Regions from separate parts of the Homo sapiens genome. Here region 2 is linked to region 1. Evidence: read pairs that join two places in POLR2A ChIA-PET (ENCODE). Cell type or tissue: OCI-LY7. All regions are shown on one strand.

Region 1 (8,000 bases):
CCTGTTTAATGATTTCACTGGAAAAATTTCCCATTGCGTTTCAGGTTTTACCTATATGTCTCAGCCTCTAAGAATATTTCTTTTCACCCGAGGCTACAGACCCTCACCTGTAGTAAGTAAGTGCTTCTCTGTGTTCCCGTTGAGCACTTTGGTATTTAGCCCCATTATAGTAATTTGCATACTCTTATATACTTGCATCTTTACTTATAAGTCTCCCTTTCACTTACCTGTGAGCTCCTTAGGGTCAGAGTCTTTCCCAGTCATATCCCATGTGCTTATCATAGTCCTTGACAGGTAGCAGGTGGTCAATAGTAAAATACAGGAATACACAAACAAAAAAAGATAGTGGAATTAATGAGCAATTAGGAGCACTGAATTTCTACTCAAATTTCTGCCAAGAGCACACAGGGACAGAATACATCCATTTTATTTAGTGTTAGCGTGGAGATCACATCTTTCCCCCACAACTGGCCATTTTCTCAGTTGCAAGAGGTAGAATTAATTGTCATAGAGAAGCAGAAGGAAACCATGAGTGCTGATGGGATTGTTTGTCCTACTCATCTAGTTTGAGAAGGATGCAAATGCAGAAAATTTAGATGTTTATGGGACAACAGCCTCCGCCTTCTAAACAGTTCCTGGATACGTTTGGCATGACTTCTGTTGGAATGCATGAAGAAAGTAGGAATGACAACCACATAATTTTGCAAATCACAGTATTTCAAACAAAACACACCCTTTTGGCAATCTAGGATAACTACAAATTAAGGGAGCCAGTATCTCTCTTCTTTTAAAGTCTAGGATGGGGCTGGGTGCGGTGGTTCACACCTGTAACCCCAGCACTTTGGGAGGCCTAGGTGGGCAGATGACCGGAGGTCGGGAGTTCAAGACAAGCCTGGCCAAAATGGTGAAACCGCATCTTTACTAAAAATCCACAAATTAGCCGGTCACGGTGGCTGTCACCTGTAATCCCAGCTACTCGGCAGGCTGAGGCAGAGAATTGCTTGAACACGGGAGGCAGAGGTTGCAGTGAGCTGAGATCATGACACTCCACTCCAGCTTGGATGACAGAGTAAGACTCTGTCTCAAAAAAAATAAACAAACAAACAAATAAATAAAATCTAGGATGTTTTTATTTCCTGATAGCATCTAGTAGGTGCTGCATTTATTATGTAGGCACTTAATAAATGCTTATGAATTGGACTTATCTTGCTAGTGGCCTCCCTACCAATGCATGTGGGAAAGGAAAAAATGCCTTTGAAATTTCTTTCCTTTGTGGTCCACTTATTTATACAAACCTGCCATATGTTTATGCAAGCAATGTACTGGTGGCTGGTAGAAAGAATTTTAGAATAGGATAGAAAATATTTTTAGGCTTTGGTCTTGGGTTTGTCCCTAACTAGCCCAGTGGCCTCAGATAAGACACTTAATTTCTCTACTTTTTTAATGTCCTTACTTGCCAGAGAAGGATCATTTTAGCCCCCTTGTTAGCTTATATTTTTGATAGAAGGCGTTAAGGCAATGTGCTAGTGAGAATTTAACTTGTATGAAATACATAGTCACTTAGTAATTATCAAGAATAAAAAAATAAGTAAATGCAACAATAAGTATGAAGGAGCTTTAGTGATACAGAGCTACCCAGGAATATGAAGACTTCCAAAAGCCCAGAAACTTTCAAAGAAAATTATTTCAGAAGGATTTAGGCTTCTTCACACCTAGGCAAGAATCAGTTAATCTGATCATTTGAGGACAGGTCTATGTCAAAGTATTTCCTGTTGGAAAAGGACCATAGGCTGGATACATTTTGATAGGAGGAAAAACAGTAAGGACTTGCTATAGGAAGGAATGATTGGATATGGGTCCATGCATTGCCCCAGCTTGGGATCTGAGGCAACTTAACAATACGTGGTGATAGGGAGGGAGAGTAGAGGAAACTAAGCTGAAAATTCAGCCCTTTCTGCTACCGATGAGGTTTTCCTAATTCTGTTTTTCCTAAGAGAGAGAGAGAGAGAGAGAGAGTGTGTGTGTGTGTGTGTGTGTGTGTGTGTGTAGTTCTTTGCATTTGGCATCGGGGGTAGAATCAATGGTGTGCTAGTTCATGTTTAACAATCAATTCTTCAGAAAAAAAAAGGCAACCTTGATTTTCATGATATAAATACACTGCCATGGCTGATTTGAAGCTGTCAGTGCTTTAACAACAGGCTCATAAAATTTCTTAAAGTTTGACAGTCAGTTCTTTGAGCCAGTGTGAGCCAACTCCAGCAAAACACTGAATAGGTTAACTATGAAGTAATAAAAACTGATTATGGGAGACTTCAAAGAGTAAAGAGAACTGTCTAACAGATCCCCATATTCCCATTACCTAGCTTCAGTAATTGTCAAACCAAGTAAAATTCCTTTCTCTGTACCTTACCTGCTCCTTCCATCCCCAGCTGGATTATTTTGAAGCCTGTATCTCAATATGTGTCTCTAAAAGATAAGGACTCTTTAAAAATGTAATACAATTACTGTATCAAATATATTAACAACAATTCCTGAAAACCATAAGTATCTAGTCAGTGTTCAAATTTCTCTGAATCCATATATATGTATTATATTTATTTATTTATTTATTCCTTTGAGGAATGCACACTTGGTTTATTCAAATCAGGAGCCAAGCAAAGTCAATACACTGCCTTTAATTGATATATCTCTTAATTCTCTTTAAATCTGTAAGCTTCTTCTTCCCTTCCCCACCACTTTTATTTTCTTTGCAATTTGTTTGTTGGGAAAACAAGGTCACTTATCTTGTGGTTTTCACTGAAATTTGCTGATGGTACTTCCATGGTGTTAATGTGTTCTCCTGTCCCCTGTTTTTTTCTATATAGGGGTAATTAGATCTAAAGGCTCGATCCAATTTAGGTTCTCTCTCTCTCTCTCTGTTTCTTGTGTGTGTGTGTGTGTGTGTGTGTGTGGGGGGGGGGGGGGGTGTGTCTGCATGAACAAGGGTCCTTCATAGGGAAGCGTAAAACTTTCTTATTTCCTCATATTAGGAGACACATTGTGCCTGGTTGTTCATCTTTTAGTGATATCAAGATCGATCAGTGGGTTCAGTCTGAAACAGACTACACTCACATTGCCAAAAAAAAACTACCCAAAATCTGAGATAAATATTTTCTTTTTCAGTCTCGAAGATGCCTTTTAACCACAAACACATAAATCAATATATCCGTATAAACAGTTACTAAATCAACCCATCTATTTTATTCATGATCACTTCACATTTGAAAGCTCTTGCTGTATTTATTTATTTTTTTGAACTGAATTTGGGGCTTTGACTAGGAAGCCATAAATCTAGTTTTTGATGAAATACGACTTCACCACAATGCCAGATTGGAAAGAGTTCCCTGCCAATTTTTCTTCTTCACATTGCTTTGGTAAGTGGTGAGTATTCACATTCCCTCTGTTCAGGGCTAATGCACCGCTGATTTAGCTTCAACCTCCTCAAAAGTTTTTTCTTTAACTGTTAATTTTTGATGGACAATGTATTACCAGGGACAGTCACATCTGCCAGGTTGTGCAGGCAGGATTTGAAGCGTGCCTAAGGTGTGGGCAGATGAACAAGTTCTATCACCTGGAGTGTGGCGGTTTCCCTAACTCTCCCTAGCCACTAGTTAGGCCTTAATATGCTTAGAAGGTTGCTCGTCTAATATGAACTGTGTGAGACTTTGGCTGGAGGGTAGTTCTGTGTCCCAGTGATAAAAGAACACGTAAAACAACCCAGTGCCTGATCATTCTCCCTGGCTGTCAGTGAATCATGTCTAATGGCATCTCTATACAGTTTGCGCCAATTTGCTTGCAATGGCATCCTTTTCCGTGGGCTCGCTGCTCAGCAGGCCCTGAAGCAATCTATGAATAACTTCCCAACAGATGCTGTTTATGAATTGAAGCAAATGGCTTCCCTGTTTCTCTTTTTTCTCACTTCAATAATTTTCAGTTACATTACGATGAATATTTATAGTCCTGTAGCAGTGCATAAAAATGGAGAACAAGCAGACCTGGGCATTGTTTCATACGTGAGTGCTGTTCTAATGGGTTTTGGCTGACTGGTTTTAATAATGTTCAGTTGATGGACTGAAAGAGGATGCAAATCGTAGATCAGTCATTTTCATGCACTGTTTTAGCAGGATGGGCATTGATGGAGCGCTGGTTGCATCCCTCACGTGCCTGTGATGCCTTAACTCTCTAAGTCAACTCGTTCCTATGTGTCTGCCTCCTCTGTCTACTTCTTTTGAGTAATATCAACTAGTTGACTTCCGCAGAGACTCTGACACCAATGTAAGAGCTCATTAGGTTTATTTTACCACTCTCTACAGGTATTACCATTTGTGATTCAAACGACTAACTGTGTTAGAAGCTGCGGCCCAACCAACATAACATTCTGTGAAATGAAAATGTAAAATCATAAGGAATACGTTGGTTTTGATTTGCCAGCTTATTTTATAGAAAGATATTGAGCCACATTTTACTCTAAATGGCTTTTTCAAATGTTCCATATTTCCATGTTCTCTTAAATATTACAAAAATGAGAGGACTTACATCTAAACATCGCTCCTAAATTTGATTCCAAGAGAGCTACTCTAACTTCAGTGGCTTATGTTTCAAATAGCTGATATACCTTACTTGCATTTTCTATTTTACAATAATGAGTTAGTTAACTAGCCTATATTTTCCAAACCATTGACTGTGTCATATGGGCCCACATACAAATAATTGTCTGTTTGGCTATTTGCTTATAAATAAGAGTGTTGAAAATTGTATGTAAATATGTATATGCATGCACAGTAAATATATATTGAAGCCTCCCAAAATATTCAAATTGCCTCATTTTCCACTGTTGCATTATGAAATACTCACCAACTACTCAAATGGAACCATATTTATTATGCATGCAAACCCACAATATCTTTACCACCTATCATTTGTATGCTGTACACAGAAGGTTGTGCTGTAACACAACAGTAAAAAATAAAAACGGCAATTTGGAGAGAAGGATCTTTCTTGCTCTAACTGCAGCAGATGCAAAGAGTGGTTTCCTTTGAAAAGGGGAAGTATAACACAATCCTGAAATATTTGAAGCATTAACAAAAAGTTCAAGAATTTAATATTTGATATGCAAATATTATTGTTAAAGAAACTAATATGCAGCATAATGTCTCAGAATGCTTCAAAATCATGCCCCCAAAATACTAAACTAAGAAACTCTGAGAATATTTTCAGGCCTGGAGCAAAAGGTCTAAAAATAGACCAGGATTTGTACTTTTGCAGAACAATTCACCATAGCACTTTTCTATTTGTCTTAAATAATAGTAAAATATTGTAAATGTTACAAATGTAATAAACAGTATGGGAAGTTAATTGTTCCCCTCACTAGGAAAACTACCGTTAATAATGCTTTGTATATAACTTTAGATAGTAGTACGCATATGGAACATTTACACAGGAATATTTTTCTTCATGTGCCATATTTTCTCTTCCATAATGGAAAGTGTCTGGATCTTGTGTTCTTTTTGCACTTTTTATTTTTTTATTTTTTGAGACAGAGTTTTGCTCTTGTCACACAGGCTAGAGTGCAACGGCACAATCTTGGCTCACTGCAACTCTGCCTCCCAGGTTCAAGCGATTCTCCCGCCAGAGCCTCCCGAGTAGCTGGGATTACAGGTGCCCCCCACTACACAGGGTTACTTTTTGTATTTTTGGTAGAGATGTGGTTTCACCATGTTGGCCAGACTGGCCTCGAAGTCCTGACCTTAAGACCTCAAGTGAGCTACTCGCCTTGGTCTCCCAAAGTTCTGGGATTACGGGCGTGAGCCACCGCGACCAGCCGTCTTTTTGCACCTTGTTCTTGATCAACACTTCTCCTGATTTCTAAGTAGGCAAGCTTTTTTATTGTTTATTGTTTTGTTTTCTTTTATATTATTCCTTCACCCTAGAGTTACTTTGAGTTTCATTTTAAGTATGATTTTTAAAAAGCCATGGGGAAAATTGTCACTTGCTGATGGGTTTTTCTGTAGTGGCCACAGTATCAGGGAGTGAGTCCACTTCTCAATACAAGGGTGCTGCAAAAACATTATTTGGGTATGCAGAATTGTGTGTGAGATCTAGGCATCAGGAAGTAATTCTGTTATAATAAATAGGTGGATAAATAAGAGGATGAGGAGGGTACTAGATACAAACATAAGCCTAAGTTGGGGGCTAAGATAGTGCCCAGCAGAAAACTATCAGGAATACTACATCAGAACCATGCTTCAAGACAGGGGGTTTAGGTCACAGAGAAGATGTAGTTTGGCCTGTTGTTTGTTTACCTTGAAGCTAAAACTGCCTGAAAAATTAAGGAAGATAAATTGAGACTAGTTCAAAAATCAAGACAATTATCTCATATAAATTTCTTAAAAGCCCCTTTGTAAACAATTTCATTTCACAAATCAGGAAACAGGCCTAGAGTGTTCCAAGGTGACACTGTTCTGCTAGGCTTGAACCTAGGTCTATGTGACACAAATGGCCATACTCTTGACCGGCATGCTTCATCAGCCTGTCACATGAACCCCTTCGATGCTAAAGGTGGGAAGAGGCTACTGATAAAGCAAGCCACAGGTAGCATGCACCAGATTAATGAGATGTTCCTGATTCACCTAATCACATCAACTAATCTTCCAGCACTAAAACCAACCACTAACTTACCATAATAATTTTCACATGGTTTGATTCATGAGAACTTGAGAGGGGCCTAGGATTTATAATAAGCCCTGGCAGGAGATTCTAAACCATATGTGGAGAAATGGCGTGTTAGTCCATGTTACTTTTTTATTTGGTATAAATATAAATTCAAATGTTTTCAGAAAACATAAACTAAAAATTCTTTATTGGAAGAATCAGTTAGACTTTGTAAAACATTCATGCAAATTGGCAACTATAGATCCTCAATTATTTTAGATTACATGTAAACCTTAAATTATTTTACTCCCACAACCCAATAACTGAGGTTAGATGTAGTTAAAAATGATTGTTGCCCCCATCATCATAACAGCATGCATTGTTAAAAAGTATATTTTAAAGAGCACAGAAAGTAACTACTGACAATTTCTCATGGAAATTACTTTTTTTTGTCCCTGGACAAAGAGTTCAGGGCTAATCAAAAACCAATCAATATAAACTCTAATGTAAACCATAATTAAGGATGACAAATAGGTTCTTGTATGATGTTAAACAATGCATTTATAAAGATAACAATCCAAAGTAAAAATTTAAAAACCAAACCACCAAAGTATAGAGGATGCATGCTGGTGACTTTTTCTTTGTCACTCACTCCAAATCTTCATGTAACCATAAAGTTACCTGCAACTGAGTATAAATGCCTTAAGAGGTGCCAATACTTAGAGTGTGAGTCCTGTGATATTTTAAAAGGTATTTTAGGTTTTCATGTACCGATGATTCATTTTAGCCAACTCTTGATACTCAGTTGCTGTGTTTGATAAGGTCATTTGGTTCTGAGATTCTCCTATGGGATGGGCAGGGAGACCCCTGATGTGCATGGTTCTTAGAACTTGGAAGACTGGTAGATGTCTCTAATGCATTATCAAAAGGGCTGAAGTCAGCACCTGTAAGAATTCAAGCACAGCAAGAATGCAGATGCTGTCCATTTCAAAGCAAGCATTTATAGGAAAAAACCCAGGCAATAGAGTCTTGGAATAATTTTGGTAAACACATTTAACAGGAAGGCCTCATCTGAGAAGCAAACAGGACTGTCATGCTGTACACCCTTAGGGGGCACCAATTCCATTGTGCACCAACAAACATCGCACTGGAAAGTAATTATTCTCATAGTATACTATATGGAAAATGAATGTAAATTGCCAGTCTATTCCCATTTTATAGAGCTGTCATGAAGGTCAATTTGTTTGCAAAGAGGCTGAGCATTTGGGAGAAATGCATACATTTATTACACATTTGTATTAGGTAGTTTA
Region 2 (8,000 bases), 100 kb after region 1:
TCCTCTGGCACTAGGATGAGGTTGGAGATGCACATTTAGGCACTCTCAGACTCAGATTCCCACACAAACACCCATACACATACAGACACATCATCTGAAATTCTTCCCAGCCTCCTCCCTGCTCAGCCCACTGCCAACGGCTTGCTTAGAATCTTGCTGCAAATTCATAAAACACCTAAAACATGAATAAATGAGAAGTGACTGTGTATTCATTCATTCGCACATTCATGTATTCATATGTTCTATAAATATTGATTAGGCACCTACTATGTGCCAGGTACATTGCCAGATGGTGAGTGAATAGTGATAAATAAAACAGGAGCTTATAGCACATTAAAGGCCTTAAATCTGGAAAGGGTTTGGAGTGTATGAAGCAGGGAAATGATTATCTTCTTCAACAGTAATTGAGTTCTAGTCTCCGTACCTCATTTGTTGAGTGAGTCCTTGGTAAACAAATGACTGCCCAAATGAATTAGTGAGAAAAGACCAGAGTGACTGGAGCATGGTGCATGTGCAGGTGTTTAGGGAAAAGTGGAATAATATTAGGTTGGAAATAGGTGTGGATATCAGTACATGCTGGATCTAGTTTTTAAAAAATCAGACATTATATTCTGTGCATTGGGAAATAATTACATATTTTCAAGAAAGGAGTGATATGGTCAGAGAAAGTATCTCTGAAATCAGGGGGGATAAAGAAAGGGCTATCTGGGAAAATAGTAAAATGGAAAAATGTTTCTGAAAGAGAGAACAGAATGTGCAAAAGCTTTGAGTCCAGAATGGTATAATATGGCTGCGTGTGGTGAGTCATGCCTGCAATCCCAGCACTTTGGGAAGCCAAGGTGGGCAGACCACTTGAGGCCAGGAGTTCGAGACCAGCCTGGCCAACATGATGAAACCCCATCTCTACTAAAAATACAAAAATTAGCCAGGTGTGGTGGTCTGTGCCTATAATCCCAGCTATTCAGGAGGCTGAGGGATGAGAATTCCCTGAACTTGGGAGGCAGAGGTTGCAGTGAGCCGAGGTCACTGTACTTCAGCTTGGGCAACAGAGCAAAACTCCACCTCAAAAAAACAAAAATAAGAAAAAAAAAAATGGTATAATATGTTTGAGGAGCTGAAAGGCACTATGCTACTTTGCCTAATTATATGGACATAAAAGATAGTCTAGTGGAGAGACAATAATAGAGAAATATGACACAGAACAATAGATGCTACAGCAAGTGCAGTTGACAGAATCTATGGGAGTGTAGAGGAGGGATCTCTAACTTAGACTTGGGAGGCCAAGAGAAACTCCATAGAGAATGACATCAAGAACCTAATCTGGAAAAGCAAGCTGAGTTAGGAAAAAGGAAGGGGAAGGGAAATGGTAGGTAGAAATGAAAGACAGAGCAAGGATTTTTCAAATAGAAAGAATGTTTCAATAGAATTCTATACATTTGCACATTCAAAGGTATAGAGAAGTGAGAAAACATCTTACAATTCTGAGCAAAATCTTAATTACACCAAATAAATCAAATTTAATTTTAAAACTTTATAGAAATTTATGGTATACCAGATACACTGATATGCATCTAGCAATGATCTTTTGAAGCAGGTATCAGTGAGGCAACTTAGGTGAAGTTACATAGAATCCAACAGCTAGTAAGAGGTAGAGCTGAAATAGACTCAAGCAGTTTGACTCCAGAGTTCATTATCTCATTCCTGCTGTTAGATTGCCTCTCTGACTACATTAAAAAATAAATAAAAGGAGGAAGACCCAAAGAGATATAGATTAAAATATATATATTGCTATTTTCCTGTGTTTTTCTACTATTTCTGGAAATTGTCTAGTTCACATAATTAAAAACTCAAGCCAGACAAAAGAGAATAATCAGCTATATTAACAGTAAGCCAAAGACTTCTATTCTTCAGAAATTTACTTAAAGGCAAATCAGATATAAACCTAGGAAGTCCAGAAAAGTTAATAGGACTTAAGCCCACACCAAGAAAATAAGATATATGTATGATTACCTTTTTTTTGTAGTTAACCACTGACACTATGTAGGATCCTATAGAAAAAGAAAGGCATTCCTGTTTTTAATTTTTTGTTTCATGTAGTAAAAAATTTACTACCACAAAAGTAAAATCAACCACAATTAACAAGCAGTGAATGGAAGTTGAATATTTCAAGAAACAAAAGCACAATACTTTAGATTGGTTAAGTGGATTAAGAGCACCATTAGAGGACTGACATGAGAAATGTGATATTTTGAGGAAAAAATAATAAAATATGAAAAATACAATGAAAAATCATAAAACATAAAAAACATATATTAAACAAAAAAAATTAAACAAAAAAAACCATATATTAAATTACAATTTTTTTAAAAAAACAACAGCACCAAATAGGCATGTTTGGAAAAGTGTTAGAAGTATGTACACTTAAATGTGAATACTGGTAACATTTGTGTGATAGGTTATAGATGACTTTTAAAATTTTTAGTTTAGATCTTATCTACCTTTTAACATATGAATACGTTATTTTATACGTAGGAAGAAATTATAAAACATATCAAAGTCCTTTAGTCCTAAAAGTACATATGAAAGCTTTGCTAGCCTTAGTCAACATTATAATTATGCCCTCAATATTCATTCTCCTTTTCCCATTATTATCCTAATTCTCCTTTAAGTGCCACCCTCCCCCACTGCATGCATCTCTTTTGGGGGATGCTCTCCTGAGTTAGGGATGTGGCATGTACTGTAGTTCTAAGCCCAACAATGTGATCCTTCCCCCTGGTCAAGGTCACTGGCTTAAGGAGGGGCAAGTGACCCAAGTTAAACTAATGAGGCATGACAAGTAATTTGCTGGAGGAAGCTAGGAATAAATAATCCTTGCTCATGTGAGAAAAACCCAAAACAATCGTTTCTCTTGTTCCTATGTGGATGAGGAAGCACATAGCCCAGGCAGCCATTGGCAGCCATGTTTCAGCCGTGAGGAGACACCTGCCTTAGAATGAATAGAAATCCTGGAAGGCAGAGAGAGTTGGAAATAAGCTAGTTCTTTCATGGGTTAGTGGAATTGCTGATCAAACCCAACTGCAAGTGAGTGCCACCTGTGGGCTATCAACCCATAGGAAACCATACATCTTCTTTATTATTTACTCCAGTTTGAATTTTGTGTGTGCATGTTTGTTTTTCTGTTAATTGTAACCAAACACATCCTACTTCTTTCTTTCTATGCTATTTTCATCCTGGAAGGTTACTATCAGGTAATTAAAGATCTTTCTTCTAGCTTACTAAAAATTATTCAAAATCACAGGTTTTATTTTCCTTGACCTGGCTGGTGTATTCTAGAACTGTGCTGTCCAATACAGTAGCTATCAACCAGATGTGGCTATTTAAATTTAAAATAGTTTCTTGGTTGCACTTCTGACGTTTCAAATGCTTAATAGCTACATGTCAATAGTGGCTACCATATTAGCCAGCAGAAATAGAGAACATCTTCCACACTGCCGAAAGTTCTCTTGAATAGTGCTCTCTCTCTCTCTCATTCTCTCTATCCCCCCCCCCCCCCTCTCTCTGTGTGTGTGTGTGTGTATGTGTGTGTCTACGTTGGAGGGAGGGGAAGCATACAAAAGAGTAACATTAGATTGGGAAAGTTGTATTCTAACATCATCTATGCTAGTTAATTTACCACGTTCCCTTGAGTAAGCCTCTTCCCCTTTCTTAGGTCTTCATCTTTCTTCTAAAAGTAAGAGGCTAGACTAGGAGATTTTGGGGGTCTCTTCTAGGTCCAATATACTGAAATTTTAAGTGCTTTCTTTTGACTTTTAACATCTGTAGACTTTTTTTATTCTCCAGGGATCAGCTGTGAGCTCTACCATCAGATCATATTGGATATCAAATACTGAGAACCAGGGTAGAAAATTCAGGACAGTTTCCTTTTTTTTTCTTCTAGCAAAAAAATTCCAACACAAATTTAGTGGCAAGTAGGCATTGTTTAAACGGTGTACAGGCCAGTTTCCTTTACTTAGTGTCATTGCAATAGGCTAACACAGGACAAGGTGGTCACCCTTATTTCTTTCCTTTCTTTTTTTTTTTTTTGAGATCGAGTTTCTCATCACTCAGGCTGGAGTGCAATGGTGATCTCGGCTCACTGCAACCTCTGCCTCTGGGGTTCAAGCAATTCTCCTGTTTCAGCCTCCTGAGTAGTTGGAATTACAGGCACCTGCCACCATACCCAGATAATTTTCATATTTTTAGTAGAGACAGGGTTTCACCATGTTTTCCAGGCTTGTCTTGAACTCCTGACCTCAGGCCATCTGCCCGCCTCGGCCTCCCAAAGTGCTGGGATTCTAGGCGTGAGCCACCGTGCCTGGTCAAAGCTACTTATTTCTGTAAAGGCAGCTCATTATGCATGCCATCCTGATGGTGAATTAGTATTTTATTTTTGATTCATTTATTATTATTCATTTAGTCATTCAAGCATTTTATTGTCTACTATATGCCAGGCAGTATGTTAGACTCTGAAGATGCAGCAGTGACCAATATGCTTGTCCTCCTTGCCCTCATGGTGATTGTTATAAGGAGATAAAGCAGGCATTAAACAAATAATTCCAGAAATAGCTATTAACACTTGTATTTAAGATTCTAGAGGTGCTGTAACAAGGGATATAAGGGGACATAGCACAATGACCTGATCTTGTCTGGAGTACTAGAGAAGGCTTTGGGAAGAAAGTTTCTCCATCCTATTCAAGGATCCAAGATAAGAGCCTAGTAGAAGCCAAGAATTAGAACATTTGTAAGAGATGAGGCTAGAGAAGTAGGTGGGTCAGTTCATGCAGAGCCTTGTCAACCATGGACATAAGATTTGGACTTTATTTTAAATGCAGTGGGAAACTATTGAAAGGCTTTTAAGTAACAGGAGTGACATAATGATCATGTGTCTTAAATATGCTCCCTCAAGATGCAGAGTCGGGGAGACACAGGTGGGAGGTACATACTCCAAGACAAGTATACTTGCTATAGTTCAGGTAAAAGATGATGGTAGCCTGGATGAGGGTAGTTGAATGGAGAGGGAGAAAGTGGATGGATTTGAGGCATAAACAGGAAGTAGAATTAATAGGTGGTAGTGACTGATTGGATGCAGAAGTTTATGGGGAGGGACATGGCCAGAAGAGTCTTCATTTCTGGCTCAAACTATTGCGTTGTTGAATGGCCATTGGAATTGAGTAGCTTTGGGGGATCTGATATTAAATCAGCTATGGATTTGAAAGTTTTGTAAACCAAAAAAACATATTATTGTTTTTATTATTGCCAAAGCAAACATTTTCATGACCTTTATATGCTTCTGATATATGTTCATATCCTTGCAAAAAAAAGAGACTACTTTGTTGCTATAAAAATATACATGTATTGCTTTGGTTAGAGAAAAGGAGGTGAAGCTGGTGGGATTTCAACTTTCTCTCAGTCCTAAAAGGAGAATAAAGAATAAAGAAATGAGAAGCGTAAGAACAAAAGAAATGACCTTATTCTTTCTTTTTCTTCTGCCTGGAAGACAGACAAGATAAGCAATGAGGAATTATAGTTGATAAAGTAATTGTAGAGATAGGCTGCTGGAGGTGAAAAATGAGACTCCTACATGAAGGTTATCTTTTTTTCCAGCCTAAGAAAAATCTTGTCTCCCATTTTCTTTTTCTTACAGTTACTGAAAATTCTGCCTTACGGATCCAGATTCAAATTATAGTATAGAATATTGCCAGTTTGATAGAAAATGATTTAGCCTCTCTTTCCAACTGTGTGCATTCCTTGTTGCTACTAAGGATTTTTATTCTTTCTTAAGCAGTAGTTGGGTTTTATTTTGTTGTTGTTGTTTTTTTTTTTTTGGTTGCTGCTTTTGTTTGTTTGGTGTTTACCTTGTGAATGCTTTGTACTTTTAAGACATAGTTGTGATTACTGATGTGTATAATGCTCTCCTCATGGCCTAGTGCAGTGCATGGAACATAAAAATTCAATTAATAAGTGAATTACAAGATAAAGTTTTCATCAGTCAGTATAGACTAGATGATGCTGCAATAACAAATAACTCCTAAGTTGCAATTGCTTAAAAAAAACTATTTCTTATTCACTAGGTAGATCCATTAAAGATTGGTAGGGGAAGAGGAGGCCTCTGCTCAAGGACTCAGGCTGATAGTGCAACTTGTCCCTGCTTCAAAGGCAAGAAGAGATCTGAGGGTGTCACTTCAGCAATTAAATGCTCTATTGCTTGAGGAAATGACATCAGTTCTAATGACACCTCACTGGCTGAACCTTATGGCATACCCAACCCTAAAGGGATCAGGAAGTGCAATCCTACTATGGTCAGAAGGTGGAAAGGCTCAACTTCTCTGAAAAATGTGAGAGTAGTTTTGCTTTGAGTTGGGAGAATACACTAAATGGCCTCAAAGATCAATATATGTTGATTCTTACATTATTAGGACAAATGATCATTGGCTGCAATGCAATGGACTGCAAGGTATTTGGAAGAAAAAAATAGAACTATGCTAATATTCTTGCTTCATTACATGCATTTAGAATGATAGTTAAGGCGAGTCTTTATTCCAGTATTTTTTTCTTAATTGTCAGCAATGCCTATCTGAATGCCTTGAATGTAATCCATTAGGTGGTCGATTAAATTGAATTATGGAAGTAACTATCTTGACCCTTATTTTAATCTCTAGAAATGAAAAACATAATGGTTACAGGTTTTCAAAATAGTAGCCTTTATTAGCAAAGGTGAACTTCCTTTTAATTTTAATTCATTAGCATAGCAAAACCACAACCAACAACAATCACGGGGCAAAAGCCATCTTGTATACTTCTATATTTCAAATGCCTGGTGTAATATGTACCTCTAGAAAGAATGAATAATCATTTTTTGAGACTATCTTAATGTTAAAGAAATAAGAAAATATAATAGTTATTTTTTTGGATTTTTTTTCCATTAAATATTTTATCCCAGTGTTTAAGAATGTACTCTTGAGCCAAATCATTTGGGCTTGAAATCTGCTCTGTCTTTTACTACCACACAACCTTGTGCACGTTCTTTAATCTTCCTGTCTCCTCTCACATTCCCCATCTGTGAAACAGAGATAATAATAATACTTATCTTGTGGGGTTGGTAAAAAGAATTAAATTAGACTTTACAAGACATACTATAGAATGTGCTAGCATCTGGTGAAGGTTTGATAAACATTACCTGCTGCCACTGCTGTTATTATTTTTTTATCTTGATGCTGTACAGTCAGTGTAAACTTTCTGTACACACTCATGAACAATAATAATGAGGCACAGATGTGAAACATGCAACACCAACTAGAACTTTGACATTTTTAACTGTGAGATTAATATTTACTATTACTTAGAAATCTGTTTAGAGGTAAGATTTAGAGAACAGTTGTTATGTTACAAAGAGCTATTATGTGTGTTTTGTGCAATGTGAAAGACCAATTGGCAAGACTGACGAGTCTGAAGGATCCCTAACTCTCTCACTGTGTGTAACATGAGAAAACAGAATCACTTGCAAAGATGTGCAGCAGCATTGGACCTTCTTTATTGTGCCTCTGAAAGGCAAGAGAGTATTCTGGGGAATTTCAAAATGTTTCCAAGGAAGCAATATTATGAGAACTACCTTGATTTTGAAAACACCATAAAAGATTAGACAGTATCATCTATAACAGTGGGGATCTCATCAATCACGTTTTCTGCTTTGTTCCCAGGCACCTAACACATAGTAGGTGCTTTATAAGTGATTTGTGAAATAACTGAGGGTATTTCAGAGAATTATTACCAGCACAATCTATAAATGAAAACTAGGTCATCTTGTATTCATCATTGAAATTTAGGCAAAATTATACTATATTTCTGAAGAAGAAAGGGTTCAAACCGTAGTAAGAGGAAGAAGATGTTGAACTTCTGAGTGTTTTCCCTCCCCACCCCAGCATGTTATTTGAAGGAGAGGAAAAATTTTTTAAAAAAGAGCT

Evidence for each region. ChIA-PET counts read pairs that join two places held together with the same protein. Peaks named below come from ENCODE experiments on the same cell type or tissue, not always from the same donor. Only the 100,000 strongest peaks of a DNase experiment are listed, where the experiment ranks them.
Region 2: POLR2A ChIA-PET joins it to region 1 with 7 read pairs; 3 of 35 experiments call an interaction of 5 or more read pairs at or near these places.

What each region holds. Positions count from the first base shown.
Region 1 is chr3:67,894,088-67,902,087 of GRCh38, forward strand. All of the region lies in intron 6 of SUCLG2-DT (SUCLG2 divergent transcript), which reads left to right. Among named protein-coding and RNA genes, the nearest start is that of TAFA1, 110 kb to the right of the region's middle. In OCI-LY7, CTCF peaks have their summits at 4,975 and 7,802; DNase peaks (open chromatin) are centred at 4,044, 5,014 and 7,794; H3K4me3 peaks cover 2,367 bases; H3K27ac peaks cover 6,529 bases.
Region 2 is chr3:67,995,729-68,003,728 of GRCh38, forward strand. It overlaps a transcript of TAFA1 not described here. Among named protein-coding and RNA genes, the nearest start is that of TAFA1, 4.5 kb to the right of the region's middle. In OCI-LY7, no CTCF peak of the experiment used is centred here; no DNase peak of the experiment used is centred here.